Regions from separate parts of the Mus musculus genome. Here regions 1, 2, 4, 5 and 6 are each linked to region 3. A link is a loop called in an ENCODE intact Hi-C map of the cell type or tissue named here. Cell type or tissue: left cerebral cortex. All regions are shown on one strand. Region 1 holds the start of Gm46355 (a long non-coding RNA gene). Region 2 overlaps Frmd6 (FERM domain containing 6). Region 3 has its middle 2.9 kb from the start of Gm32322. Region 4 has its middle 17 kb from the start of Frmd6. Region 5 overlaps Gm32219 (a long non-coding RNA gene). Region 6 has its middle 31 kb from the start of Gm51973.

Region 1 (5,000 bases), 210 kb after region 3:
ACACTGTGGGTTGAAATCATTGCTGTGTGGAAATGGTGCCTAGTAGTGTCTTTGACTCTTAACTTATGCAAATGTACCGCTTGGATACAATGTTTTTGTTGTTGTTGTTTCTTTTTTTTTTTTTTTTTTTTCTTTTTTTAAAGAGATCAAATTTATTTCACTCACTAACTACTGAACTGCTCTTAGTGGCTTCGCTTTCCTGGAAAGGGTGGCGTTGATGGGGTGGTGACATGGCTTCTGTCCGGCAAGTATTGCTGTGTTTGGGTAGAAAAGATAGGACGGATGCATAGCCCAGTGGGCTGCAGCTCCTCCAGAGGCCCAAAGACGCTTCCTGGCAGTGAACTCGGACTATTCAGCGAGGTGCTGGGATATTAATGAAAAGCCTGGAGGGGCCACATGGGAGTTGTTAGTAGGAAGGTGCCAGAAGGTAAGGCGGCTCCCTTTTCTGGGCAGGCAGGGGAGCGTGGCGCTGATGCCCTTGAGAGCGATCTGGTTTGAGTTTCCTCACTGAGAACAGCCAACAGATGGGTGTCTGGTAACCCAGCGCCCCTGTTAAGAGGATCCAAGTCAATTGTTCCACCTGGCACTGGGGCCGGCTCTGCCTCCAGTTTCAGCTTCAAGCCTCTTGGGGGCTAAGGACAAAAAGTGGAAGCTGAGACTGTATTCAGAGGGAGGGGCTGTAGACACAGAGGGTGCGGTGCCTGGAGTTGAGGGAAAGGATATCTCACCAGAAATCTGTGAACCAGCCCACCCTAGATCAAGGGCTAGGAAATCTAAAGGAGGCTCTGAAGCTACATCGGGAGCTTTTCTAAGAGCCAATCAGAACCTGGAGGAGTGCTGCCAAGGACCATGAAACCCATCCAGCCTTCAACTCCTCTCAGACTCCTGTTGGTACTAAACATACACACCCGAGCCACAGCCCCAAGCAGCCATCTCTGAGTTCTTTATCTTCTTCTTCTGTCCCCAAGTTCAGATGCAAAGGGAACTGTCTGCACCCAGGAGCCTGGGATGAATGTTGAAACTCTGCCTTTTAAACTGGGGACCTGACCACCTCTGTCTGTGATGTATTGGTGCCACAGGAGCCCACGGAAGGTGAGGGCGTGGCTCCCAGGTAGGGGGCGGAGCTCCCCAGTAGGGGCGGGGCTATTTGGTAGGGACTCTCCTATAGGTCATTGCCATTTTTTCATTCCAGTCATCTCCAGGGAGTGATGGTGTGAAAAAGGAGGGGCAGAGATCATCAGGGAAGGTGAAGTGATGAATGTATTAGATGCTAAAGATTAACAAAGCTTTCTTTGTTCTTTAAAAATTGCAGTTAAGTTGTTCGAGTAGGTTCAGAAACCATTCCCCTCCTCGTTTGCAACGGCATCCCAAGGACCTAATTAGTGCAGGGCCTGGCATAGGAAAGGTGCCCAATTAATGCTGAAGTTAGCAACAAGTGGAAGTTCTGTAGCCACGTGCCAGGAAGCCAGGTGAGTAGGGTAGATCACAAACACGTCTCCCCCTCTCCACTCTTCCTATGATCCATCTCTCCATTCTGGTCTGCGCTCCCGCCTCTACTCTGACAGTTCTCGCCAGCCCTCCAGTTCTAAAGCTGGCTTCTATTGTGTCTTTACCCTGTAGAGGCTTGTCAATAGCACCTGTCCTAACCTCCAATTCTGACTCACTAACCCATTTATTTACTATTTTCTGATGGTTGGTCTCCTCTTACATCATCACAGTGTAGGCTCTGAGAAAGCTTGCTAATAGACGTACTAACCATAGTCTTCCAGGGGTGCAGACCAGAGCAGCGATACAGGCACCCGTCTGACCCCTCGTGGAAACCCTACTGGACCAGGTGTACATGCACCCCTATGCAGCTTCTGATCAGATATGTAGAACAGCAGACATATGGATTTAGATAAGTGACTATAATAACGTTTGGCTATGGTAGAAAACTTAGCCGTAGATGAACAAGAAGAGGAAGAGACTTGTATTCATCCTAAATTACACATTTTTTGTTTTGTTTTGTTTTGTTTTTCTGAGTGGGGCTGATCTTAGGATGGATTTTGCCTACTCGGTGTTAACTTTCCTCCAATTCCATCCTCGGAAGCTGCTGGTGCCCCAGGGTGGTCGTGCTGTGCATTGAGTTTTCCTCACCGATGGACAACAAGCAAGGATTATCTTGAGCAGAGAGCTGAAGCGCAGTACAAGATGGTTTTGCTCTGGGGAAGACAGAAGCACATCAGATCGGATGAAATAGGAAAGCAGCTCTCGGAAGTGATCAGAAGACGCTGAGCACTGAGGGTGGGTGGGGAGGGCGGACGGCTCCAGGTGGTCTTCGTTCTGCACCGGACAGTGAGAATTCTCTTTCATCCCGGCTAGGTGTTTATGTGACCAAATGCAATTGTATGTCTTCAAATGTTCCCGGAACCCCACATTCTGAGGTTTACAGGCCTGAGGGAAACCATAATTCCGTCTTGGGCAGGACCCCAGTCAAAGGCTCAGCTTAGAGACAGCCCTAGGTAGATGTCGCTCACAGCACTAACTGTTCAGGACTGGTGAACAAAACCAGAGGCAGCGATGGCATGGCGTACAGATTCCTGGTCCCACCCTGTGTTTCCAAACGGTGAGCAAAGCAAGGAATTGGCTCTTAGAGCATCTCCCTCACTTCCTTGGTTGGCAGATGAGCGATTCCCAAGCATGATATGTGGGAAAGGGGAACGGTTTTCTGGAGCTGTAATCAGATTGCAAGTAGCTTCTTTTGTTTCTGCTCACGTCGGTGACAAACAGGAAAGGAATCCTGCTGTCACTATTGGGTGTTAGGCAAGCCTGGGTGGGTCTAGATGAACTGCCCTGCGGGGCAGGGAGGACCTCAGTCAGAGCTGGGCTTTTCTGGGCCCTGCCTGTTCTGACTGCAGCCTGACCTCTGGTGGTCGAAGAGAGTAATGCACAAGAGCAGCTCCAGGGGTCAATGTATAAATGATAGGCTTGGAAACGCCCCCTGAACTTCATTCACAGCGGCCCTGGCCAAGCCTAGGACTAGCTAACGAGGTTGTATCAGCGAATAGATTCCATGGTCCTGTGTGGCCATCCTTTGGCCTGGTGACTCCTGGGTTGTGAAGGCAGAGGTCAGGATGGTGCCCTTGCAGTGAGCTCTTTCCAGTCAGGAGTCTGGAGAGGTAGATGGTGACTGTGTGTGGTTCATTTAGCCAGTTACCTAACACACCGCTGAAGGCCTTCTGTAAGTCCAGCACTAGGCTGGATGCTTGAAGGACAAAGTAAAGAAAGATATGTGAATGGCCCTCTACCCCGGAGTCAACTTCAGACCTGTGAGAAGCAGAGAAAGACACCAAACCCAAAGGCTGTCCTTGGCTTAGCGCTTTGATTTCCTGCTGGCTTCTCTCCACTACCAGTCACATTCACACAGAAGAAATTACTTAACACATGAAGCACTTCTGGGAGGGGAGTTCTTTTGGTTGGTTGGTTAGTTTTAGATTTTTGAGATCAGGTTTCTCCATGTAGCTCTGGCTGTCCTGGAACTCACTCTGTATACCAGACTGGCCTCAAACTCACAGAGACTGACCTGTGTCTGCCTCCCGAGTGCTGGGATTAAGGGCACTGCCCAGCTGAGGGAGGTCCTTTTATAGTCCTCATTTTCCAAAAGAGAAAGAGTCTCAGGGAAGATCAGACTGTTTGCCCAAGGCCACCTAGCCCCGGTCCCGGTCAGCCTTCCTTCAGTGCTCACACTGCGGTCCACACTGCCCTCTGGTGGTCACTAGAACCCTCTGAGTACCTCACCTCCAGTCTTTGTGCCTCTGTTCGGTTGCTTTGCATCTACTTCTCTCTCACTTTAAGGCTTATTTGTTTTTTATTTTATGGGTATGTTTTGCTTGCATGTGTGCAAATGTAACACATATCTTCAGTGCCCATGGAGGCCAGAAAAGGCCAAGGTCAGATCCTCGGAGCTGAAGTTAGAGAAAACTGTGAACCACCATGTGAGAACCAAACCCGGGTCTTCTGCGAGAGTACCCAGAGCTCCTTACCACGTCTCTCCCCCCTCTCACTTTAAAAGTCATCTCTAGCCGGGCATGGTGGCGCACGCCTTTAATCCCAGCACTCGGGAGGCAGAGGCAGGCGGATTTCTGAGTTCGAGGCCAACCTGGTCTACAGAGTGAGTTCCAGGACAGCCAGAGCTATACAGAGAAACCCTGTCTCGAAAAAAACAAAACAACAACAACAAAAAAAAAAAAACCAAAAGTCATCTCTACTCACTCGCCCATCTTGACGCTCTTTCTTCTGCCCTGCACGATGTTGCATGCGCACCTGCAGTCACCATTTACTGCTGCCCTGTCTCTTCCTACCATTTAGGACCACGCCCCTTCACCCGCGTTAAGACGCCCTTCAGTTCATGTCCTGAACTCACTTCCTCCTCTCAGTCCATGACAGAAGATCTCCTTTTTAAACCAACACACAATCAAAACACAGAAGCAGAAGAGACTCTCTGCCCTCTGTCCATCTGTCCATCCTCCCTTTAGCGTACAGTCCCAGAAGGTATCCATCCCAACCGTCTCTGCTTTCTCAACTCCATTTCCCGTTCACCTGCTACCCTCTGCCTCTGCAACCTCCTCATTACCAAACTCTTGAGGAGGTTTCCAGGCTACACTGTGATGGAACGCTGCCTGTTAGCGAATGCTTCCTCTTTGGGAGCTCTTGTCACTCGTTGCTATGACAACAAGCCCTTCTGTGCTCTTTCTACCTCGAAGGTCATCCCCCAGTCTCCCTTCTGGCTTCCACCAGCAGCATCTCTGGTCCCTTCCCAGGTCTGCTCCCAGACTGCCCTCCGTGACTTCCATCTCTTGACTTCAACCACTTCATGGTTTGAACTGCACCTATCCAGTGCCGTCTCCCAGTACAGAGGGAGCCTAGCCATACCACCCCCCAGCCCCCAGCCTTGGATACCTGCTAGTCACCTCTACCTCCCTGTATTTAGAGCACCTCAGATCATTATCACAACATTCACT
Region 2 (5,000 bases), 200 kb after region 3:
TGAGTCTATAGAGCAAGCTTCTGGCAGTGCAGTGTGTACCACGCCCAAACGTGATCGTCACCCAAGCGTTCTAAACCATGGTGTGTGAGCCAGAAGCAGCTTCACAAGTCACTGCGTTCTGTGTATTTACAAGGTGCGTGCTAGGCTTTGGGCTGCTAGCAGTGGCTGAGTAAAAGCTTCCTGGAAGGTGGGGGACCCCGCCCCTCTGAAGCAATTGTCCTTATGCCTGTCCTGCCAGTCCTCACTTGTTTCATCAACTGGCAATGAAAACTCCAGTGGTGTTCAGTCTGATACCCAGCTGGAGCTGGAAACATTTTTTTGGAGAGACACATCACTTACATGCTAAAGTCAGAATGTCAGCCTTAGATTTCTAGTTCTGAAAATTGAGGTTTCCTCGCAGCACAGAGGCTGTGCTGACCTCTGAGACCCAGTGCTCAATTCTCCATGCGTCTCTCTGCATCCTAGGCTCTTCCCACTGGCGTCTGCTGTGGGGGCGGAGGTCACAGTGGTCTGTTGACCAGCAGGAGCGCCCAACCCTTGTGGGCCACAACTCTTTAGTCATCCCTGAAAAGCTAGTTGAGAGTAGCCCGGATATAAAAGGAAGCTAATGAGATATGGGACGGATTAAGAACTGGCCTGGATACACAACCGGTTAATTATCTGGGCAGATTCCAGTCCTGGCTCATCTGACTGCAGAGGTCAGCATCCCACATCTGTCCACGTGGAAACAAAACTAGATGATATTGGTGCTCCACTCCGAGATGCGTGGAGAGAAGGGAGTCTTGCAGATGGGGTAAAGAGGCCTCTTTACAGCTAAGACCTGCATCTAACATTATAAATGGCTCACTCCTGGACCTCGCTCCCCCAGCCGCCCCGTCCTAGCTGTCCCTTGCTTCCTGCTAAGGAGTGGGCACCACCAGCTGTGAGGCACAGCCACCACTCCCACCGGGGAGTCACTTGAGGCCTCAGCAGTGCTCACAGTTGGTAGTGGTACTTGTTAGAGAATGCGGAGAGCGGTGTGAGGAGGTCACCATGTTTTCTCTTTTACCTCAGGGTTAATTGTGAAAGAAATCGGCTCCTCCACCTCCAGCTCTTCGGAAACGGTTGTCAGGCTGCGTGGACAGAGCACCGACTCCCTTCCACAGGTACTGTGGATTGAACCCTTCATTGTAGCAGCTAGAGTAACAGGCCTACTTACGTCAGACTGCGAGTCATGCAAATGAGCAAACACTAGCCAGAGGGAAAGGATTCGTGACATACATCCTCACTGTCTGCTGACTTTTTTCATTTCGCTAGCTAGTTCCACTTACATTTGGGTTTTGATTTGGATAAATTGTATGTTATTGCACGCTCTCTCTAGCGCCCTCTGGGTGGGAGCCTCTGGTCTTCAGGCTTCTGGTTAACTGAGTATGTACACCTGAGCAGGTATGTCTGTGTCTTTGTCTGTGTGTCTGTGTGTCTGTGTGGTGTGTCTCCGGGCTGACTGACTGGTCGCCTCAGCAGGTGAAAAGGAAAGGTTGCTGTTTGAGTGTGCTCATTGAAGAGCAGTTTCTACCCCACTTTGCCTTTCAGATTGAATTTCCAAAGTGTGCTTTGCTGGACTATCTGCCAGCTGTGACCACTGAGTGGCTCAACACTAAAAATGTATTATATTCTTCCCCCTTCTTTCTTTGTTCTTTCTTTTCTCTCTCTCTCTCTCTCTCTCTCTCTCTCTCTCTCTCTCTCTCTCTCTCTCTCTCTCCCTCTCCCTCTCTCTCTCTCCCTCTCTCTCTCCCTGGCATCCTCTTACTTTCTCCTCTACCTTTTACCTCTACTTTTTTTTAATACCCATTTTTTGTACTTCTATAAAAGAAGCCATACTGTGAAAATGACATTTACTAAATATTTTTCTAAAAGTCCCAGTATTAACCAGTATGTATGGCATGGAAACTTAGAGGCCAGCTCTGCCAGCCCATGTATGCCGCACTGCACACGGTCATCCCTGGACATCACAGGTGTCGCAGCTGAGCATAAAAGACCAAACCTACAACTCTTGGCCATTTGTGTGCCTTGAGGGTTTGTGGCAATGCCCAAATAATTTCACCTCTGAGATCCTTTTGAGACTTTGGGGAGACTACTAGCAAGTTAAAGGGGTTATTCTGAATAGCTGATGTCACTCAAATGTGACACTTTGTAGCAAAATGTGTTCCTATAACTTTTGTGTCTAGCAAATTGGTGTCTTTTTCCCAACAAGATGTCCTTTGCCGTGCTAACCAGCAAACTAGCCTGTCCAGTTTCTCGGCTGCTCAGTAACATCTCCCATGTGTGGTATTACCTGAGTCAGCTTTTAACTTCTCTCTTTTCCACCAAGACCACTCGGGATCATGAGTTCAAAACGCCGGCCACCCACTGGTGGCATTTGGTAGCACAGGACCTCTTTGAGTGACCACAAACTGCTGCTTTTTTTATTCTGCATTTCAAAAATTATTTTTTGTGTGCGTGTATGTGCATGTGTGTGCACACGCATGCAGGTACCTGTAGAAGCCAGACGAGAGTGTCATTCCCCAGAGACTGGAATCATGAGTGGCTAAGAGCAGTGCTGTGAGTGCTTGAAGGTCTACCAGCTCGTCTGCAGGAGCAGCGGTACTAAGGCTAAGCCATCTCTGAAGCCCCAATTTCTTCCCAGCCTTTGGCAGCCAGAACACTTTATGTCCTGGACTCTTTAAAACTTGCTTCTTCAAGCTATGTTTCTTGAGTGATAATTGCTTTTCCATTTCTTATTAAAATATTAACAGACCCAAGCAGGAAAGGTATTAGCAAGTTGAACTGCCCTATCCTGATTCATGTCACTCAATTTCACAAATGCTAGGAGTGTGGCCCACCTGACTTTGTGCTGGCTGTATACACTAGGAGGATCGCCACACAGCTGCCTCAGGCATTGTGATATACTCAGAGTTACTCCCCAAGAAGGGCACGCACGGGTTGGAAAACCATTTCTAACATGAAAGGACTACTTGACATTTTACGGTTTGCAGCAGCTGTCTCTGCTGGGCAGAGACGTTACCTTCTCACGTGATCCATAATTGCATTTTTCTCACCCTTCTTTTATCTTGCAGACGATATGTCGAAAACCAAAGACTTCCACCGATCGCCATAGCCTGAGCCTTGACGACATCAGACTGTACCAGAAAGACTTCCTGCGCATCGCGGGCCTGTGTCAGGACACTGCTCAGAGCTACACGTTTGGGTGTGGCCATGAACTGGATGAGAGCGGTCTCTACTGCAACAGCTGCCTGGCTCAGCAGTGTGTCAACATACAGGACGCATTCCCAGTGAAAAGAGCCAGCAAGTACTTTTCTCTGGACCTTACTCACGACGAAGTCCCAGAGTTCGTCGTCTGAGTCGCCCCTGCGGGCAGCCCTGCGGGCAGCCGCTGTCTGCTGGAGGCTGTGGAGTCTGAGGGTCTTTACACATTATTTGTGCCATAACTTTTTCACCCCAAACTTAGCTTTTTCTTTATAGTATTCGAGATGGAAACAAAAGCCTTGGGACAGTTGCACTTTAAGTATTATGCAGAGGTAAAAGAAACAGAGAATGTAAGAGGAAGACAAGTGCCCAGATTGTCTATTGCCCCTTTGGAAGGAAGTGTGCTTTCCAGCTTTACCCAGATTTCAGACTGTCAGACTGCAGTGTGTTTGTTCATCTCTTGTGTTCCGGTTCAAATTTATGTTTATCACGTGAAAGATGTTATAGGCTTATCTGTTTGCTTATGGGTTTTTCAGCCACTTCCTCATGAGGCACGGTTTGAGGGGGAGGACAAAGGGGAGTTCTCTCTTCTTTTCTGGAGAGCCATTCTTAGTACATAGCCATTGTTGCCTCACAGAGGTTGGTCCGAAATGAACACTGAAGTTGGTGGGAGTCTTATGTTCTAGCCAAAGATGTGTATGTGATGGAAGATGGAAGCCCCACTCAGAGTCCAGAAGGCGTGTGCCGGGACACTGGGCTCCTTCACAAATGGACAGTGCTCTGTCCGCTGTTTTGTTCTTCCATGACCTTCCCAGGAAGCTCTGGGATTGGCCTGTGCTTGTGACATGGTACATTTTGCAGTTTACAAAGCTGGTGTATGTTAACAACCATTGGGAATGTCTCAGAAGACATTTGTTTGGTTGTATTTCCTTTGTTGGTTTTTAATGGTGGCCAACAGATGGTGATGCTAGTTTCTGCTTTAACAAGATACCCTTACTGTATGTATATGTTATACGTATCTAGATACGTGGGACTCTGTGTGTTTATGTGTTTGAAGCTTAGTGACTCTTCATTTGGACTTCAGTATATGTCTTGCACACATAGAATTTCTTGTTTAATGTCAAGGATGCTTAGACACAGACAATCAGTTGATAAATGTAGAGTTAAGAGTGACTTTTCCATGTGTGCCTTTGGCCAAGATTCTCAACCCTGATTGCATAATAGACTTGTCCAGAGAGCTTTTAAAACATGCCCGGGTCCCACCAGGCCAGTTTAAACCAGTCTCCTGTGGCTGGGAGATTGATTTAAAGTGTACCAGGTTGAGACAGTAATGCACAGTAGGATTGGAGATCCAAGAGTGTCTTTCTATTCATTTTGAAGTAAAAGTATACAGAAAATATTAGTGATAGAGAATGGGCCACTTTTAAGACAGGGCCTGCTACTGTTACAGTGTATAATGAAGCCAGGAGAATGAGTTTGGTCAACTTGATATCCATTGAAGACGTTGCTCGCCCTTCAGGAGAGAACTTCATAGCACAATGTCTTTCTAGGAGATGTTTTTAATGATTTAGTATTTTACAACATTTGTTTACCATATTTTGATACTCCATTTTTGCTATCTGCCAGGTTTTATTAAAAAGAAGACTATGTATTATTTTCTAAAGAAACTCATATTTTTGTACAAACTTATGTTTCCAAGTAAGGAAGAAATAGATGTAGGGTCAGGCAGAACATAGCAGTGTTTCCCCCTGGCTAGGTCAGTGTCCCAGAGCCCG
Region 3 (5,000 bases):
CAATTTCCCAGGCCCCATTACTCCTCTGAGAATGACTAAGACAAGAGGATCCTTCAGGACAGGTATGACATTAGAAATAGGACATAAAATATTATGTCAAGTTTGGCCACATAAGAGAAAAAACATCATCTCAGCATGTTCAGATGACCTTTTAAAATCTGGGTTTGCAGAGACAAAAGGATTTTAAGGGTTTGCAGCCCCATGGCCTCCAACATCCCCACGCCCATAGAATAAAATGAAGCTTTGTGCTACAATTGCATCTGACAAGATTCTTCTTTCCTGTGATGAAGAGTGTACCATGAAGACGTTCTAGCGATAGGATACCTTATCTTACCCTGAGGCACAACAGAAGAAGGGCATGTATTAAGAATCGGGGGAGAAAGAGAAGCACAGACTTAGATGTCTCCGTGCATCCTGGGCAGCTCATAAGTAAAGAGTCCCCTCCCAGGACCATGAATCCTGTGGGGGAGGAGAGATGACCCAGGACCAGCAGTTAAGAGCTCTGCCCGCACATCTCCATAACTCAGGTTCAATTCCCAGCACCCACATGGTGGTTCACAACCATCTGTAACTCTAGTTTCAGGGATTCTGATGCCCTCTTCTGGCCTCCTTGGGCACCAGGCCTGTATTACATAGTTATACATGCAGGCAAAACATCTATACACATAAGTTAATAAAATATTTTTAATGTAACTGTGGGTCCATTTTATAGTTTCAAAATATCACATTACTTGACAGTAGACGTGAAAGGGTCAGACACATAGAGACTCATGACTTTAACACCAGCTTCACGAAAGGAACCTCTGTATTCCCACACTCCCTGCGGCTTCCTCTCCAGGGTTGTTGTAAGGACCCAGTGTGAAGATGTGTGTGGAACTGTTCCACAAATTGTATTAAATGCTGGTGGCTGTCGTGGTGGACCTGCCTTCTTTGTATTATTAGTTTTCTCTCTAATGAAATCTAAGGGGCTAAAGTGTCTTTCTGATGACCCTTATCATTTCTGACATACAGAATATTCTTCTCCCACTTTGGGAAATTTTAACCAGTGTGAGTCAAAAATGACACAAGCCTTACCCTGCGTGTTAACTGACTTCCTGCTTGGGTGGAGCCTGGGAGATTTGATTACCTCATTGCCACCATAGCGTTGTTTCCCCCCTGGTTGACTGTGGCTATTTGGTTATATAATTCCTGTTTCAGCAAATGCTCTAATGAGCCAGGCCATGTGGTCATGTGGTTCTGAAAGCAACACATCCCTTCAGAATGACTCAAGCAAGCTGCCTCTCTGGCACATCAATTGTGACACGCACACAATCACGTATGCGTTATGCTCCATTTAACGAACAACAGCCAGAGGAATGAGTAAATTAGGCCTGTCCTCAGGGTGCTCACTGTTGCACTGGCTATAGACTATATGAGACTACACATGCTACCCTACATAGACCCTGCATTTCTGGCTCTGTGCATGGGATATGGTAGTTAGAAAGATTTGCTGACAGACATGAGTAAGATAGACTATGTCTGGAATCTGAGTCAGAACAAAGTCACTGGGCTCCAACTCTTTGACAGCCAAAGAGATGTTGAAGTCTTAATACGAAGGAGGATCCTGTTGCCAGTGAATTCCAGAACAACCACAGTCTTAAGACTACTTCTCCCCCTGGGAGGTGGGGGGAAAGGCACGGTGACCCTTGCACTGTGATGAGATGACTTTGCTGGGACATCTTGTATACCCAAGAGTTTCTATGAAGGAGAAGCATTAGAGAGAGCTATAAAGGGGATGAAAGGAGACATCGAGGCAGAGATTCCTCGTGGCATAAGGTTGGGGGTGGGGGGCTTATCGCTGACAAGATATTTGATTAGTAAGCACAGGGGCCACAGAACCTTTATTAACTGTTATAAAATATGACCTGTGATTGTCCTCGGTACTGAACATGAACAGCATCCAGTATATTCACTCACAGAGCTTATTTGTAAAGTTATCCCTACTACACACCAAGGAGTAATATTCAAAAACTCCTGCTCTAGGACAGATCTCATTAAGAAGACGAAAAGGTAAATTACAGGATGGAGAAAAAAAAATACCGATAACATATCTAACAAGGGAACTGTCCCCAGATACAAAAAGGATATTTGAAACTAAATCATATAAAAACCAATAACCTATTTTAAGCATGGGCCAAAAAGAACTGAATATATGCTTCACTAAAAGAAGCTGTGTGAGTGACCAAAAAACACATGAGAAGATGCTCAGCCTCATTAGTCATCAGGGAGTCACAAATTATATAGCACAGCGAAGTACCGCTAGACACCCACAGCTAGGAGCAGTTTAAACACCCGCAGGAACAGCCAAAGTTAGAAAAGACGTCTGGCCACTCCCACTCACATGCACTGTCCGGGGGCAGGTGAAGTGGTGCAGCCATTTGGGAAAGAGGTAGGCAGTGCCTTTATAAAGTTGATCAAATGTCTCTTTGTGATGACACGGCTGTTGCACTCCATGTACTTTATTCAGCAAGAATAAAATATAAGATAAAATACACATAGGAAACAGACATTTTAAACATGAATATTCACAGCAGATTTGTTCTTCGTAGCCTCAAACTAGAAACAAGCAAAAACGTCTATCAAAGATGAATGAATATACAACACATGATATATTTGTGCAATGAGATTAAGGCCAGCATTTTAAGTGAGTGAACGGTTCATATATACCACGTGGATGGTTTCAAAAACATTATGCTGATCAAAGACTAGACAAAAAATAGACTGAAAGACTGAATATTTATGATGTCCAAAAAAAGACATATGGTGGTTAGGAGTACATACTGTTCTTACAGAGGACCTGAGTTCAGTTTGCTGCACTCAGATCAGGTGGCTTTCAGATGCCTGTAACTCTAAGTCAGAGGACCTGACACTGCTCTCTGCAGGTGCTCACACCTCTGTGTGTATGCGAACCCCATCCCCATACACAGAGACAGACAGACAGACAGACAAAGGGAGAAAGAGTCAGAGATAAAAAGACAGACAGAAGAGACAGAGATAGACAGACAGAGACAAAGATAGATAGACAGAAGCAGACCAAGAGTGTCAGAGACAAAGACAAGAAGAGAGATTAAAATAAAAACTCTTAGAGAGAGAGAGAGAGAGAGAGAGAAAGGAAGGGAGGGAGGGAGGGAGGGAGGGAGGGAGAGAGAGAGAGAGAGAGAGAGAGAGAGAGAGAGAGAGAGAGAGAGAGAAAGAAAGAAAGAAAGAAAGAAAGAAAGAAAGAAAGAAAGAAAGAAAGAAAGAAAAAACTTAAAGTGTAGCAGAAACAAGAAACAGAAAGCAAATCTTTGGAAGTAGTCAGCTTGAAGGTGCCAAGGAGGTGAGTCCAAGAGACCTCTTGGGGATGGTGAAACAGTCTGTGTGTTAACTGTGCCTATGGTTATACAGATGTGTGCAATCAGCAGAGCTGCACCCTGACACAGCTACACGCTATAAGACATTATCAGGTTGGTTTTTATAAGTGCATCAGCATAGTAGAGTAGAACTGCCAAGGTGTTTCTATCGCAGACGTCTACTGACTTTAGAATGTTCTTATTATAGCAGAATGTAAAACACTGATGTAAGACGGAAGGACATGAATTGGAGGCACTGCTGCCTGCGTACCCTCCTAGCGGGTATGCTGAGTTATATCTCAGGGAACATGAAACATGACGTCCTCGATTCCCCAGAAGCAATAGACACGAGTATCGTGTCTTCTCATAGAGAATCTGCTCCGAAATAAAGGGCCTTTGTCACTCACATTCATGAAGAGAAGCAGTGTTTTCTTGTTAGAAACGGGAAGACTGAGAACACCCAACATAAAACTTCTAGCCAGGAAGTAACTCTTGACTCCAAACAAAGGAAGGGGCAGGTTTTTATTATTTTAATTACATGTCTTTTTTGGGGGGGACCGGGGGTCCTAAGGAGGCTAGAGTTATGATAGATGCCCAGGAGCTGGAGTCATAGGAGGGTGTCAGTTGCCTGGCTCTAGTGCCGAAGCCAAACTCAAGTCCTCTGCTTGGGTTTGAGAAATACAAGTTTCTAAGCACTAAGCCATCTCTCCAGCCCAAAGCTGAGAAAGCAGATTTTCCATTCTGAGACACTGTGATCTGCTGAATTAACCTTGAAAGGTGTCAAGTTCAGTGACTCACCCCGTGCACTTCAGAGACAGTCTTGGTCTCACTCCTTTTCTTTTCTGTGAAATACATGCTGAGTGCAAGCCTCGTAGGTATTCCAGAAGATATTGCTAGGCCAGGACAAAGACGACAACCTACGCCCCTCTTTCACTTCCCACTCCTGTCTTTGTGTCTCTGTATATAAGAAGTTTACTATGTATTGTGGTGGGTCAGCTCTTTCTTATTTCAGCCCTGAAAAAAAATTTTGTTTCTCAAACTTTTCTAACTCAAAAAGATAAATTTGTAAAAAAGCAGAAGTGATATTTATGTCTCATAAATTCTTAGCTTTGCAAAATTCGTATTTGTGGCTGCATCTGGCATAAGCCCACATCCTTGCATCGCGTTTTCTCTGAGCAGCACTGCAGACTCACTTAGAATGCAGTGGAAAGTGTGGGGTAGAGAATGAGCACTACTAAACGCAGTTATCATCTTAAATGTACCAGGAATAAAGGTCATGTTCACATGACTCACCCACAGAAACAAAGATGGAATTCTTAATTTAGTCGTCCCTCGGGGGTGTTATTTAGCAGGATTTTAAAGGTGGTTTAAACACACCTCTTAGTGATTCATAAAAGAGCACACATTAAATTGTAAAATGGATTCTTCTGTAAAATGGTTTCTTCCTAAATATCAGAAACTCCACCGCGGTTTTTGGCCTCACATTTTGGGGGTATTGAATGGCAGACAAACAATGTCATTCTGAGTCGCACGCCTCACAGACGGTTACTGTTAGGTAAAGAGAGAAACCTAAAGGGCAGGGGCAGAAGTGAAATCATAAAATGATTGGCCATTTAAAGACAGCCTTTG
Region 4 (5,000 bases), 110 kb after region 3:
AGCCTGGACCGTAGAGGATCATTGCAAAGCAAAGCAAATCAAAGGTAGGAGGGGACAGAGAGAGGCTGTAAGGCCAAGATAGGAAGTGCCATCTAGACATGGTGGGTACCGGGACTCAAAAAGCAGGCCAGGTGGCACCTGCTCTGCCATCTCCAGACTGATGTTAAAGACCAGGAGTGGCTCTGGCAGCTCTCTGCTCCCTGTGTCCTTTCTTTTGAGCTTAGTTATCACTCAACTCTGTCTCTGTTTCTCTTGCCGCTCTGGGCTTAACTCAGTTTAAAGGCTGCAGCCCGTGAGTCATTACCTGCAGAGCTAGAAAGTAACTGGAAGATGGAGAGTGTCCACTTCTAGGAAGACAAGATGATGGTGAGCTCGCTCACTGCTCGGATGACAGATACAACTGATAAGGAGGACGTTATGAATGATAAGCGCATAAGACATTCTGAGCAACTGGAAGTATAATTGTAACATCATACATTTACACAAGGCAATGTTCTAGAAACTTCTTAGAGTTGTATAATTACCACCACAATCCAGTTTGGGAACAACTCCAATATCCTGCAGATGTGCCCCATGACTGTGTTCTAGTCAGTCCTGTCTCTTACTGAAAGCCGTGGCAGACTCTAATATACTCTGTTTCCATTCCGGTTTCATGAACTCGTGTTCTGTCATTTATTTCTCCCTTCTTGTACTGAGTACAGCAGCTTTAAAGTTCATTCATAGTGTCAGCTATGTGCTCTTTTTATTCTGAGTAGACTTCCCTTTCCAACTGGCATTGTTAATGATGCCCCTAAGAATACTCACACAAGCTGGGTGGTGGTGGAGCATGCCTTTAATCACTGTGCTCCATGGGCAGAGGCAGGCAGATCTCTGGGTTCAAGGCCAGCCTGGTCTACAGAGGTAGTTCAGGATAGCTGGGGCTACACAGAAAAACCCTGTCTCAAAAAAAATAGAAAGAAAGAAAGAGAGAGAGAAAGAGAAAGAGAGGAAGAGAGAAAGAAAGGAAGGAAGAGAAAGAGAGAGAAAGAGAGAGAGAAGGAGGGAGGGAGGGAAGAAGGGAGAGACAGACAGACAGACAGACAGGCAGGCTTTGGCTGGATGATATCATAGGTTTAACTTGATTTCCTGCTAGTCTGGTATGAGGAGGGTTCTAGATGCTCCATAGCCTTGCAAGTCTTTGTGTCTGTCTTTTTAATGATACTCACCCTGTGGGATCGCAAGCCTGTACAGTGGCACACAGCCATTCATCAACATGACACCACACAGGTTAAAAAAGTGTGCTTAATCAGAGACTAAGGGGGACAGGAGACGCTGGAGGCAGGTTCTTCCCCCTGCAGTCTGGTCAGTTGCTTCTCTATGGAAGGCCTGCTCTGTTTCTACACACCAACATAAGATTCTTACAGCCCGTGTTGTTATTTCAAAGAAAACAGAATCAAGGAAATAGTCTGTTCTTGATTTTCTTCTCAGATGATGAGATTGGATGAAAGTCGGAGATGAACATTTCCACATTCCACAACACAAAACTTATAATCCCTAAGAGAGTGTTGTTATAATCATCATTTTCCAAGTGAAGGAACCCAGGCACAGAGAGGTCAGCTAAATCACAAAAGGTCACACAGATAGCGAGGGAAGCTGAGATTCAATCCTACAGCATTTAGTTCCAAGCTGGAATTCACTATGCCAAGAACAAACAAACAGAGCAGGACAATCTTAAGGATCAGGGGGACTTTAATGGAAAGCACATGTAAATGTCAACTGAGGGAACTCTGCTCTGGGCTTCTCAATTGCCTATTATCATCCCTCCCATAGACAGCAGTTATCTTGTGGTGCGGGATTTCTCACTTCCACTCTCTGATGTCGAACGTGATGCAGAGTTCAAGCCCCCAGGACGGAGAGTCCAGCTGGAGGCTCTGGGGGGGGGGGGGAATGTGGAGGAGTGGGATTTCTGCTTGTGAAGACATTTTCATTGCCCAGTTAGTGCAGGAGAAAAGCCGTAGAGCCATTTTTACCACCCAAGGTGAGAAACCAAGAGGCTCCAGAATTAAACTGGTACTTTTTTTTTTTTTTTTTTGAGTAATAGTTCTGCTTCCCTCGGGTAGGAAGAACTTTTACTGATGTCACTGCCACCCACCACCACCTGGCATCTCTGTGGTGGCTCTAGGAAGGGATGGTGTGCGTGGAAGAAGTTATGTGGCCTCTCTGGGGCGAAGGCACTCTCCGTAGGCTCTCTGGTTTGATTGGCTCCCCTATTCCTTACAGAATCAAGTCGGGGGCTGTTCATGCTTAGTTTGGGATTGTGAGAGAAGGGACAGAAGATGAATATGAAGAAGAATATGAGTAATATACTAGGAAGTAACTTTTTCTTGATATTACGGCCAACGCAGATTCCGGTAATTGAGGATTATTTGTGTGTTTAACAATTAAAGTCTTTAAATTGTAGGACTTTATGTTTAAGTCCCAACTCTGGCAGAGTCTTGTAGCTTGGCTCATCTTGTATACTTAATAGCACTTACCTTCTAAGAGGAATAATTGGACAAAGCTACTAGCTAACACTGGGGCCTAAGAGTGAGGGGAAGGACTGAAGAGAAACTTCAAGTTGTTCTGCTAAAACAGTTGTTATTGTGAGGTTAATAAAGGTAGTGATGTGGCATAGATCAAACTGCCCCCAAACTGTGTCCCAAGAGAGGATCTTATGGGCTGAGCAACCCCAACTCCTTTATAAGTTTGAGAAACACTGAGTGAATTCTTTGTTGAGTACCAAACAGAACACATTCTTGAGCAGCATCAAACCATGTCTCCAGACTCGATGATAAATTTATAAATGCTGATTTATTTAGCTCCAAATCTAGGAAATAAACTTGACCGGTGCTTGGGCTGGGAGGGAGTCTACTGATTCTCATTCTCTGTCTCTCCACACTTCATGGTTTTCTGGTTGGGGAAGCTGAGGCACTGGTTTCGTCCAGCCTGTTACAGGCTATATATACCTTATCTGACCATCACAGTCTGGGCCCACATCAAGAGCCTACAAAGCAGTGATGTCAGTGTGTGAGCTAGCCACGGTGCAACAAGAAGCCCATCTATTGCACAGATGTGCAGAGTGAGGCAGGCTGCAGATGCCGGCTCGAAGATCAACCATCTCACTAAACAAGTCACTAACACAGCCTCTTCCCGATGATTACTTCCGATATGTTTGCTGTTTGTACTACAAACACAGCTGCACATCTTTGAATTAAAAAATGAGAAAGTGAGTAATTATCTGCCTTAATTAGAAGGTAACCATAGAATTATAATAATAATAAAAAAAACCAATGCTGTGTTTTTACAAGTAGAGCATGGTAAATCAAATGGTACGGATAATAACTCTAATCAATTTTCACATCTGGACCTAAAAACCAAGGTCCTGAGAAGGAACGGAAAGGCTGGGAACTAACAGCAAAGTGGCTAGGTAGTCCATGTGCAGAATGACTTTCGGAAGCAGTATCTTGAATGCCTTCTCCCCCTCCACACCTGCTTTATGTTTATAAACGATTGTTGGATGGACGGAGAAAGTCGGCACCTGTAGTCTGCGCTATGAGTTCAAACCTCTGTAGTCTTAAAACTCTGTGTCCTCTCTGTGTCACCTCTGTGTCCTCATGTGTATGAAATGTCAGAGCAGAAGACTTAGAGGTTGGGTTGCATGGGACCCTGAGTGCAGCCCACACTGTCCCCAAGAAGAAAGCCCAAATGAAACAAAGAGAGCTTGCCTAAGCACGGCAGCTTGTATGGCCAGTGCAAAGTAGATTGCAAGAGCTAACACTGCAGCCTAGTGCCTCTATGCTTACTATTATTTAATATATGTATGTGGGCTGCTTTAGTTTTCCCACACTTAAATGAATACATAACCACACTGAATATACAAGTACATTTTCATACAATAAAATGATGCGTAACTATCACTTAAAAATATTTGTATCTTGTCACATATGGTAGACTGCACATAGTCTTCTTACCATGCTTGGAAGACATCCACCTAATTTAAGTGAAGCCAGAATAAATAAATACACAGCCCCTTTGCTAAGAGGAGAAATGGAGGTACAGGGACCTCTCCCCTCAAGGGAAAGGACTATGCTGTAATGATGTGTGTCTGACCTGGACCTAGTATGGTGTCTCAACCATATTTGGCATGCAGTGAGTATCTCTTTGAATAAATGAATGGATGTTTATCATATCTCCGAATTATCTCTATTCCCCTATTCCCCAAACTAATTATTTGTCAAGGTGAAGGCTTTAATCAAAGCTCTTAGCCTAAGAAAATTAAATTGCTGGGCTTGGCCCCTTTTGTAGGAAATGAAAAACTCATGATATTCAAATCCTCTTGAGAAATCCAAACACATTTCATTTACCTTCCCCCCCCCCCTTTTCTTAAAAACAAAGGAAAATTTAAAAGATTAATTTATTAGCTTTTTAGCAAGTCAAAACAAAACAAAACAAAAAACCCCTAGAGAAAAAAAAGTAGAAAATCCTGTCTCTCTCTTGTGAATCTGGATGTAACTTGTAACTTAGTGTAGCTGAAAGAATGCAGTGAGGAAAACCAGACACAGGCCCTGGCACATTGGTTGCTCCTGATCCAGTAGAGTAATCTAGTTGCTTCCCTTGTACAAAATGAACATGTTAACTTAGACTATCTGCAAGTTCCTTTCAGGTCTGAAAATAGTTTCCCAACTGTCCTTCGTCGAACAGAGACTAACCTGTGTTCAGTGGTAAGCTTAGCTTCTTTGCCAGTACTGTGCAGGGAGTCTGGCTGTGTCCTGTTCTTGGATCCTTTAACATCACAAATGATGGGAACCTAGCTACAGGCAAACAAAATCCTTAGGTGTCAATCAGTGTTCCCAGTTGCACAGGGTTTTGTTTTATTTTGTTTGTAAAGGATATTTAGAGGAAAACTCAAGTGCTCTCACTTCTTTAGTGTCTTAAATACATTTTTACTGTGAGGCAGCATATTTTAAGGTTTGAGAATATAA
Region 5 (5,000 bases), 150 kb before region 3:
TAACCCACCATGGAGGTCTTGAGGTAAGAGTCAGTTTTATCAGTATAACTATTTTCTAATGCTTAGGGGGCGAGGTGAAAAGAATGAACTATTCAGGTATTTAGTATTCCCTGGGTATCTCATAGGAAATCTTAGACCAAACAATCTCACGGAAATGAGATGAAGGTAAATTCAGCTTCAAGTAGGAAGCTTTTGGCTTCATTTTTCCCATCTGAGGAGTGCAGCATGCTCACCTTTTCTGCAGCCCTAGTCAGAATGTATCTGTGAGGCACAATGCCCGAACCAAGTAGGAGAGCTTTCCTATTGATACCATTGTAACTAGAATACCTGTTTCTGAGTAATCCTGCCATAGCATTCATTACACTGCCCTGACATACTTCCCATTATTTTATTTAAGAGTGTGGAGTCTCTGACTCCAGGGGTGGGAGGGGTAGATGAAGGACATTTGAAAACGAGAGTGTGAAGGAAGACAGAAGTCTTTAATGAGAACTGCACAGAGTGATGGCTGCATGTGTCTGAAAATATAATTAGCCCCCCTTTTGTTTGCTTGATAGAGTTTTTTGATAGATAGGATCTTGACAGCTCTGTTATGAAATGTTAAAATGTAATTTAGTTAAAAAAAACCTTAATTATCTTAAATTATAGTCTGAAGACTAGCTCAGGGCTTTGATCCTTTCGTGTGTGGGACATAGCAGGGGCTGCAGGAGAGCCCCTCCAGATGCTCTGATTGCATAAAGGAAAACGAAAAACCTAGTTCACTGGTGCCCTGTCCACAGCTAGGGGGTGTGCAGATAGAGAGATACCAGCAGGATTTACCTCCTGTCCACTCAGAACCGATGGGCATTGTGGGTATTTCCATTCATCAGGGAATAAAACTCAGGCTCCTAAGTGCAGCGTTTGGGCTCTTGAAGAGCTAGCAGCAACAACCTACATCTCAGGCAGACGGTGGTGCAGAGCAGGCAGTGCAGGCTGCAGGGCTGGGTCACAAACCTAAGCCTTCCCAGACATCTTGCTGAGGAACTAGGCTTGCTATTGAAGGTCCCCAGGCCTTGTTCAGTTTATCACAAAAACTGAGCAGACATCGGACTGTTTCAGTGTGTTCAAAGCACACCATTACTTCTCAGTTCTCTCCGGTCCCCACCAATTCTGCCTTCTGTCCTCCCTTCATACCTGGTTCTTTTCTATCCTGCAAGTCTCCTTCCCTCCCTCCTACTCTCTCTCTTTCTCCCTCCCTCTCTCTCTCTCTTTCTCCCTCCTTCCCTCTCCCTCCCTCTTGATAGCAAATGTTCCTTAGACACAGGCTGCATGACTACCCTCCCCTCTTCACGCCCTAGCACCAGGAGAGTGAGTGTAACTTGGCCGAGTGCCCAGTATACCTTCATGATAAAAAACAAGAGTTCACCAACACCCACCATCCATTTGGCTTTAGCAGCTATCAATAAAGCAACCAGAATATCAATAATGAACCAGAAATAGAGGGGTTTGGGGAGGGGAGTCAGAGTGTTCGGGTTTGCCCTGGAGTCAGACGCTCTGCGTTTGAAGCCTGGTTGAATGGTGACCTCAGGCAAGTAGCCACTCTGTAACTCCGTTTCCTCATTAAAATGTGAGTGGCAGTAGGACTTTCTTCAAAGGCTTATTGTGAGGAACAGCATACAATCACATATATAAAATTACTTAGGAGGGAACATAGAGTCCTAATTAATTCTTATAATGACCCCTGATGGAGTTTCTATCATTTTCTCAGCTATAGATAAGAGGAAACCGAAGCCTGAGCAGGAAGAGAGCTGTCCCAACGATGTCTAGAAAGTGACACAGTCAGATTCGCAGCACACTGGTCTCATCCAGAACTATGCTTCACCACTGGCCCGGCTGCCTGCTGTTCCCCTGTGCTTGGACCCCAGGACTGAGTGGGACCAGCAAGTCTATGACACCCACAAGGCTGACGCTCTGTATGGATGCTCTTCTCCTCTGACTTCTTACTGAACAGGGATCAAGTTTAATGCAGTTTTGGATGTAAATGCTTGCAGCTATCATTTCAAAGGGAGACTCCTGATTTAAAAAAAAAAAGGCTTTGTCAAGTTCCGGGGGTACAGGAAGATGACTCTCTTAAGGCTTGGGGGAGTTGAAAGAGAATTTCACACTTGCTAATCGGCCTGATGCACAGGTCCTTCCTTAGGGCCTGTGAGGGTCCAGTGTGCCCCCCCCCCCATACGAAAATGGGTGTGCACGCTTCCCTCTCCTTCACCCATCAGTGTGTTTATGCTCAGTCTTCCTGCTCTTCGCTGTGCCTGGCTCGGGCTCCCGCACACCTGCAGGGAGCAGGAGGCATTACTTTTCCCCGCCCCCACAGGATTCCTGTGAACCCCAGGGTGGAAGCGAGGTCCTGAGGTCCTCAGGGGAAGAAGAGCAGATAGTAAATTGTATTTTTCTTCACGGTACCTTGCACTTTCACGTGGTTGTCTCAGAGGAAACACAAGCAGATCTCTGTGGGATAGCTCTCCTGCCAGAAAGCTCTCAGGAGCACCCAGCCCTCCGTTAGAGGCGTCTCAGGAGAGGGTACGTCTCCTATTTTATTGAAACACTTCCCGAGGTAGAGTCTGATTATGTATAGATGATCATTTGTACAAGGTCCTGTCACTTTGGGGCCTGGCTGTTTCATATTTTCTTTGAGGAAAATGTATTTTAAACATCTCCCCCCAACTTGGTTAATAGTTGCTCTCCATATAAAGTCTGTGTGAGTGAGCAAGATGGGCGTGCAAATGGCTGCAGAAATGGGTGTGGGAAACCATTTGGCCTCTGGTCTCAGTATGCTCATGCTAGGACACACAGACACTTAACCTGCTTGTCAGAGAGATGCCTGGCTGTCCTCGGCCCTGCCTGTTCCCTTCCTTATCCACACGTGGCACAGCAAATGGAAGGGCTTGCTGAGACATCAACCCGGGGAAGCCAGAATCCCTGTAAAGCTTGCTACCCCCGAAGCCTTTAGAAGAATCAGACATTGGAGGACTTGAAAAACCAAACAAGGAAAGCTGAGCTAAAGAAAGGCTGGAACAAGACGCAACAAGCCTCCTACAAATTATTCATAATTCCATTCTGATTCATAGCAGGAGTCAAAATAGCCTGCAAGCCCAAGGCTGCAGCTGGTGGGGAGAAGCTTGGCTGTGTTTGTTCAGTTCCTCCAATGAGGGCAGGCCAAGTGGAGGCCTGGGGAAGGGAGATCCCTGTAGATAAAAACGAGTCTTCAAGGCCAAATGGTCTTTTGGCTGAAGGTTCCAGATATTTGGTAACCAGATTTGGACTCTAACCAGGGAAGAGGTGGAGGAGAATCTAAGCCACTGTGGCTAGATAGACCTCCCTGGGGGTGGGGAATGCCCCTTCTCTGCCTTCATCCTACCCTTTGCAGATTATATCTGGCAAATGAGGTCCCTGTGGCCCGCCATTTTTGTCAGGTCACACCCCAGACCCGTGAATCAGCCAGCCAATTCACTATTCAAGAAAAGACCCCTGACTCTCTGTATCAAATGTTTAACTCCCCTGCTGAAGGAAGTCTCGCAGAAAACTCCCTTTGGGGGCTTTGGGTTTTTCTACCAAGAGAAGAGGCTGTAATGGTCCTGATAGGTAAACAAATTTTGGTGCATGCAGAGGTGCAATGGTTTGGAACACGGACGAGTAAGGGTTTGCTGGGCACCTTTGCCATGGAAGAGGAGCTCAGTCCTATTGGCTGTGCCTGCAGGCCTGTGACATCACGGGTGAGAAGCACACAGGGCATATGGCACGTGTTTAGCCTCAGAGGACTTTCACCCTGAAGCTCAGCATCTCCTGTGAAGTGACATGTGGCTTGGGGGCTAAGTTGCTTGATGTAAAAGCTAAATGTTAGTTAAAAACACAACCTGAAGTGCCCATGGGGGAGATGGGTCATAAGACGGATAGTGAAGAACGGACGGACAGGGTTAAGGTCTTCAAAAAAGAAAGGTGTTCCCAGCAAGAGGAGTGTGCTCTCAAGAATCATAGAGGTACTGATTTTCTGGAGAGAAGGGATGTCCTGGAAGGTATGAAATAAATGGGCTGAACCATGAAGGGCCCCAGAAATCTATGAAGAACAATTTAGAAAACAAGGGAGAGCTGTTTGCTTTTTTTTTTTTTTTAGTAGCAGGGACTGTGTTCTTCCATGGCTTCTCAGGAGGAGAAAAGATATTGTTTCATGGGAATCCAAAGCTGAGTACCACTCACATCCTAGAAACAGCTGGAGAGACCCAGCTTAGAGTTTGCATTTGAGATGGATGGCTGGGGGCTGATGGGAAGTAGAAGGGAGGTGGTGCTCTGGCTGAGAGGGCCTGGGCAGGGGAAAGGGGCACTCAGTCAGTCAGTCCCAATATGACTGGAGCCAGATATGGAGTTAACTCAAGGTCATGGGCTGGGGAATCTCACAGAGAGGGCCTGGATTCATGAACTGGGCCGGAGGCTGAAGTAGTCATAGAAGCTAGCAAGTAGGGAAAGATTTGATGCTGTGGAATTAGTCAGTTATCCATGGTAAAAATGAGACTGGTAAGATATGCTCTGGAAAAATCGCAACAAGTCAGTGATGGGTCACAGAGCCTTAAAGGCTGGCACTAAAGCTTCATTCAGTTGTGGGATGAGGTCAAGACCAACTGTGATTTGTTGGTGGGGTCATTCCACAGTCTGCATAGAGATGCCATAGGGTTGTAGCTATGTACTGTTGGCATCTAGGAAGCCATGGTGCTCATTTCTGGTGATGTTCATCAGTTAGAAACCACTGAGACAAATCCATGCCATAAGATAAGAATCTTCACATGACATGGAGAGAAACTACAATCATAGCTCAGAGATAGATGAGCAACTGTTTGTCGGGCTGGCTCGGATTGTGTGATGTCGTTTATCCACTGTGCTAACTCTAACTTGGGCTCTACAAGAACGGATGGACTGATGAATTAGTGAAGTGCACTGTGGATTTGGGAAGGCCAAGTGAACGGTGGCCTCAG
Region 6 (5,000 bases), 82 kb after region 3:
GTGAGGTCGAAGGCACAGAGCCTTCAGGGAAAGTTTAGCTTGTGTTTACAAAGATCAGGTTTGCGCATGCGCACAGCACTAGACTCTAGGGAAGAATGTAGCCCTGAGCTCCACGGTAAACTGGGTGCTTTGCCATTTTAGGATAAGGAGAATGACTCTGGCTGAAGGCAATCAGTAGAGGCTATCTGGGGGAGGCAGTGTCTGCCTCTGACCATGAAAAGTTACATAGCATTCAGACAATATAGAACTAACAAAAGGACTTACCAGCACAGAGAAAAGATATGAGCACAGGCGTGGGACAGAAGAACTAGGGCTCATGTTTGGCTGGAATACAGGAGTCATACAAAGGAAAGACAGCATTCCCCATGCTGTGGGGTTGCGTTGGACAATGGCTGGGTTTCTCTGTGCCTTTTCCTGGTCTGTACAATGGTGATAAAGGGTTAATTTAGAGGATTGTGTAAGGAGTAGATGAACTCTGGAATGGGGGCTACTTAGAACATTCTATGCATACAGTAAGATGTACATCAGAAAGATTAATGAGAGAAGAAATGCTAAAACAAGTTTCTAAGAAGCTCTGCTTCTAAGTACACAGTTCCCAGGTCCGCTAGCATTCTCTGGGCTAGCCCAGCATGGGGACCAGCTGTAATCTGGTCCTGGAAACATTGCTGGAGTGTAGGAAGAAACAGGCCTGGGAACAGAGCTGACTCTGGAAGCAGATAGCTGCCGCCTTCTCCCGACTTTGTTTGTTTGTTTTGTTTGTTTTTCATATGGAATTTGAAGAAAGAACAAGAAGCCATTTTATAGCTCCAAGGCTTTCTCTCCAGCAGAAAATGCTCCCATTTTCGATCCTTGGCAATGAACACATTAAAAAGAGAGATGAGAGAAAATAGCTTTGTGATATAGAGGAAAGCAATCAGCTGAGCAAACCAAAACAGCAGACCCCAGCCAGAAATCCCGTCAGCAACTGTAGACAGCGAGCGCACAGACCCCAGCCAGCAATCCCATCAGCAACTGTAGACAGCGAGCACACAGACCCCAGACAGAAATCATGTCAGCAACTGTAGACAGCGAGAGCACGGCCCCAGAGCCAAACCTAGACCCTGCATAGTTAGTGCGCAAGCGCCCTAAGAACAACCCAGATGCAGTGGGTGGGCTATGTGGGCACAGCGTTCGAGTCAGGCTCTGGCAGCCCCTTTGGCACCCTGCCACTTCTCCGAGGCAGTACAGCCTCCTCCGCCACTCTGGCTTGACCCAGTGGTCAGGTCCTGAATGATGACAACTTCCCAGGGTAAATTATTTTCCTTAAATGCAGAAGCAAATGTTTTTGAGATCCTCTGACTTCTCTGCCCTCCGTGCCCTCTGAAAACTAATCTAACCTCTGAGTGGTGTGATGTCAGACCAAGGCCCCAGGTCCTCCCAGGTTGGGATGGAGAACCGGTAATCTCTACCTTTCTCGGATCAGCGACCAATCTCCAGCCATCTAATTCAGGCTCCTACAGAGTTAGCAGAAAGCTTGAAATCACAAACTTGAACTTTATAAATCCAAAGTCACACTGTTGATTTTCTAAGTTTTAATTACAACATTCTGATTTCTCCCCAAAAACTACAAAAAAAGAAAACACATTTGCTTCTCTTCCCCCTTTCAGAAAGCCCTCCTTTGAATTACCAAGGGGAATTGATGCCCTGGACCCAGACAATTACTACAGTCGGCAGCAAAGATGTGCAGAATCTTGGGGGCTTGACTTCTTTTTCTCCATTTTGTACCGTATTTCAGAAGAACACGAGGAACTGGCACATACTTTACTTATCAACAGGAATCACAATACTCCCTTGCCATTGACTAAAGAAATCCATTTGACTCTTGCAGGGTGGTGCAGGCAGGGTAGGGAAGGCTGGGATAGATGTAGAATTACAATCCCCGAAGGCAGCATAGCTTTCTGTTGCTCTTTAGCACAAGGGCTCTGGGTCTTCCTCAAGCCCCCATGCTCTGCTCGGTTTGCAAGGGCTGCAGTAACAGCAGAGCGCCTACTCCTCCCCAGCTAAGTCACAAACTCACCAGGAAGCCTTTATTTTTCTGCAATTTAGAATTTAAAGCAGCAATTTCATCTATAACATCTAAGCCCAGAATTTATTTTTAGCTTTTTCACAAAGAGAGTTGTATTCATTCAACCTTGCCTGACAATATAAGGAGGAAAAAGTGTTTTGCTTTAAAATAATAATTTAAAAAAAGTATAGATTTTAATTAGCTAAGCAGTGTGCCTTTCTCTGAATCATCAAACCTTGGCCATGGCCAAAGGCAGAGAGCCAGCTGAAGTGGAACTATGGTCAGATGAAGAGAGCAATGTCAAGGGCTGGCAGAAGCAGCAGTTGCCAGTATTCTGGTTAGTAATTTGCATATTATTGTAATGACCTATTAACACTTAGCTTTGAAATGAAAATTGAGTGATTAAAGAAAAAGCTATCTGGCAGCCATTTTTAGAACATAGAGATAAGGTGTATTTTCACCCCTGACTTCCTGAAGTAACTGGGGTGCGCAGATGTGAAGCTTCAAGCTTCTCTTCACCCCCACTCCTAGTACTCCCCACACCCAAGGAAATCTCATGGCTGGGGAAAGTTATCTGGCTCAAAGCCCCTAGGTGGAAGCACTGGGTGCCCCAGGGCTACCTTTTCCTGACAACTTAGAGAGGCATTTTCTTGCCCTGGGTTTAAAATGTCTTTCTGGGAAGGAAACTTGCAGCCTCATTTTGGGTAGCTCACCCCACCCCCAACCCCAAGGGTGAGTGCATCCTTGCAGAAGTTTCAAATCTTTACTTCAGAGCCTGACAAATCTCTGCAAATTTACTAAAAGGTTCGAGAACTGCCTCCAAGCTTGGGTTGCTGCTTAATGAAAGAAGAAAAAAAAAGAATTTTTCTTTGATCATTTATGCACATGTAAAGCCATGAAATAGGGACACTTGGATAAAAGCAATGGCCCCTGAGGATGTTGTAAAGCCATTATCCACGATACTGGAGTCTACTTCACTTTATCTCTATATGCTAATGTTTTTGAAAAGGAAGAAATGATTTACTCACTTTATGACTCTGAAAAGTTAGTCACCAAAAAAGCACTAAAGTAAAGAGAAAAACCGTTCCCACTCTCCTCCCCAGCAGCTGTCCTCCACTGAGTGAGTCATCCCGGAATCTTCCTGTCAGTGGCATGGCTGAAACCTTTTCCCATCACCCCACCTTGCCTAAGCAAAGTGGACAATGTTATCAGACTTAGGCTCACAGGAGAGTGCCCCAATAAGCCAGATCCAGCCACCTAACCTCAATAACCCAATTTATATAAACATGAATAATGAAAAGCAGAAAAGGGGGATATTCTGCATGTGGCCACACTGAGAAGAGGGGCAACAGGAGAGTTAGGTTCAAACAGAAGCCAAGAGATATACATGGCCCAGAGGCCATCCCCGCCCACCACTGTCTCAGCTCACGTCTCACCAGTAATCATCTAACAACTTGTGAACCTTTCTCCAGGGGAAAAGTTCCTCCTCTGGCTGGCCCCTGGGCTTCAGGTTTTCCCTCTCCAGCAGGAGATGCCTAGGGAAGGTCTAACATCCTGGATTCCAGTGATTCAATAATCTAATAGCCAAAGAGAAGGGAGCAAGAGTGTCTTAGACTATATCCACTCCTGCCAGCTCTACAAGAGGACACGGTTATAGCCACTAGTTCACATGGTACCATGCATGTTGAATATTGGCAATTTTTTAATGTTGTCTGCTACCACTTAAGTTGGGGATATGAAACCAAGGTCCCCAAGGTACAGTGTGTAGAGAATTGTCCCAGACACTCTCTCTCTCTCTCCCTCCCTCCCTCTCTCTCTCTCTCCCTCTCTCTCTCTGTTGTTTTGGTTTTTTGATACAGGGTTTCTTTGTATAGCTCTGGTTGTCCTAGAACTCGCTCTGTAGACCAGGCTGGCCTCCAACTCACAAGGATTCACCTGCCCCTGCCTCTGCGAGTGCTGGAATTAAGTTCAGGCACCACCACTGCCCAGCTGTGATTTGAACTTGGCCTTTCCTTTATATCACTAGTGCTCTGCTGCCCTGGCTAAACAGTTGGCAGCGGAATTATCTTAACCTTCTTGACCAGACTCACAGCATCAAAATCACCTTCCTGGATAAACAGCTGGATATCCTGTGCTCAAAAAGGACTTCTTCAACATCCAGTTAGTTACATAACTACATATTCTTAGAGTGGAAACTCCCAGACGATAGCTGGTCCCTACCAGTCACTCCTTGATGTGAATGACTTCCTGAAAGATAATTAGATACTCCAAGAAACAGAGCTGACTAAGGAAAAGAAAAGTCATGTTTGTCATTTTATTTTAGTTTGCTTTGGGGATAAGATCTCACTGTGTAGCTCTGGCTGACCCAGAACTTTATGTAGACCAGGCTGGTCACAGAGAGCTGTCCTCTTGCCTCTGCTCCTGAAGGCTGAGATTGAAGGCCTGTGCTACCACTCCCAGCTGTGCAAGGTGGTTCTTAGGGGACAGGTTGGACCAAGTTAGCTTTTAACCTCCTGAGACTACAAGTGTGTGCCTTCATGCTAGACAATTTTTGAACCTGGGAACCTGGGAAGGATGACCCACCTACTATGGAAAGGCTTGGGGACAGTAGGTGTGGACGTGAGTGGGTGTGGGTGTAGGGTGTCAAGTCCAGAACAAAGAACGATGAAGAGAGAATCCTTACTAACTCTGTGGCTTGGTCTGTGGCTAGATACAGGTATATTATTACCTCATTAGTATGAATGGATAATTTGCAGTATGAGTGGGCCACTTGCTATAGTGATCCACACATAAAGAGGACTTTTTGCAGTCTTTGAATGATTGAAAAAACTAAAAGAAGAATATTATTCTATGACATATATAAGAACTTTATGGAATTCAGTTTCAGTGTTTATAAATAAAGTTTTATTGAGACAGTCTCCCTGGTTCATGTATGTCTTTTCTACGGCAGATTTTG

What was found. A loop is a pair of places that touch in the nucleus more often than their neighbours do. Peaks named below come from ENCODE experiments on the same cell type or tissue, not always from the same donor. Only the 100,000 strongest peaks of a DNase experiment are listed, where the experiment ranks them.
Region 1: it touches region 3 in a loop (2.3-fold over the local background); 3 of 42 quality-filtered maps call a loop at or near these places.
Region 2: a loop joins it to region 3, with 2.2 times the contacts of the local background. A loop is called at or near these places in 2 of 42 quality-filtered maps.
Region 4: a loop joins it to region 3, with 5 times the contacts of the local background. A loop is called at or near these places in 2 of 42 quality-filtered maps.
Region 5: a loop joins it to region 3, with 3 times the contacts of the local background. A loop is called at or near these places in 2 of 42 quality-filtered maps.
Region 6: a loop joins it to region 3, with 2.7 times the contacts of the local background. A loop is called at or near these places in 2 of 42 quality-filtered maps.

The regions. Positions count from the first base shown.
Region 1 is chr12:70,907,507-70,912,506 of GRCm38, forward strand. It overlaps Gm32664 (a long non-coding RNA gene), which reads left to right. Exons shown (of 4, transcript XR_381658.4): 2 at 969-1,092; 3 at 1,313-1,469; 4 at 2,090-2,274. Gm46355 (a long non-coding RNA gene) reads right to left here and starts at 4,648. Exons shown (of 2, transcript XR_001780623.2): 1 at 4,252-4,648; 2 at 1,947-3,244. It overlaps Gm10457 (a long non-coding RNA gene), which reads left to right and starts at 4,381. Exons shown (of 2, transcript XR_003950189.1): 1 at 4,381-5,000. In left cerebral cortex, CTCF peaks have their summits at 2,915 (motif pointing left) and 3,743 (motif pointing left); DNase peaks (open chromatin) are centred at 839, 2,901 and 3,731; H3K27ac peaks cover 26 bases.
Region 2 is chr12:70,896,289-70,901,288 of GRCm38, forward strand. It overlaps Frmd6 (FERM domain containing 6), which reads left to right. Exons shown (of 14, transcript NM_028127.3): 13 at 1,054-1,145; 14 at 3,096-5,000. The coding sequence ends at 3,380. Among named protein-coding and RNA genes, the nearest start is that of Gm32664, 4.6 kb to the right of the region's middle. In left cerebral cortex, CTCF peaks have their summits at 1,377 and 2,407; a DNase peak (open chromatin) is centred at 1,286; H3K27ac peaks cover 200 bases.
Region 3 is chr12:70,694,074-70,699,073 of GRCm38, forward strand. No RefSeq gene overlaps it. Among named protein-coding and RNA genes, the nearest start is that of Gm32322, 2.9 kb to the left of the region's middle. In left cerebral cortex, a CTCF peak has its summit at 2,335; DNase peaks (open chromatin) are centred at 1,336, 1,485, 2,369, 3,654 and 2 more places; H3K27ac peaks cover 2,740 bases.
Region 4 is chr12:70,806,045-70,811,044 of GRCm38, forward strand. No RefSeq gene overlaps it. Among named protein-coding and RNA genes, the nearest start is that of Frmd6, 17 kb to the right of the region's middle. In left cerebral cortex, no CTCF peak of the experiment used is centred here; DNase peaks (open chromatin) are centred at 545 and 2,128.
Region 5 is chr12:70,542,150-70,547,149 of GRCm38, forward strand. Gm32219 (a long non-coding RNA gene) reads left to right here. Exons shown (of 4, transcript XR_872795.2): 3 at 1-23; 4 at 1,745-2,438. Among named protein-coding and RNA genes, the nearest start is that of Gm32219, 9.0 kb to the left of the region's middle. In left cerebral cortex, no CTCF peak of the experiment used is centred here; a DNase peak (open chromatin) is centred at 3,055; H3K27ac peaks cover 1,196 bases.
Region 6 is chr12:70,775,752-70,780,751 of GRCm38, forward strand. No RefSeq gene overlaps it. Among named protein-coding and RNA genes, the nearest start is that of Gm51973, 31 kb to the left of the region's middle. In left cerebral cortex, a CTCF peak has its summit at 2,632; DNase peaks (open chromatin) are centred at 1,154, 1,979, 2,278, 2,783 and 1 more place; H3K4me3 peaks cover 314 bases; H3K27ac peaks cover 2,000 bases.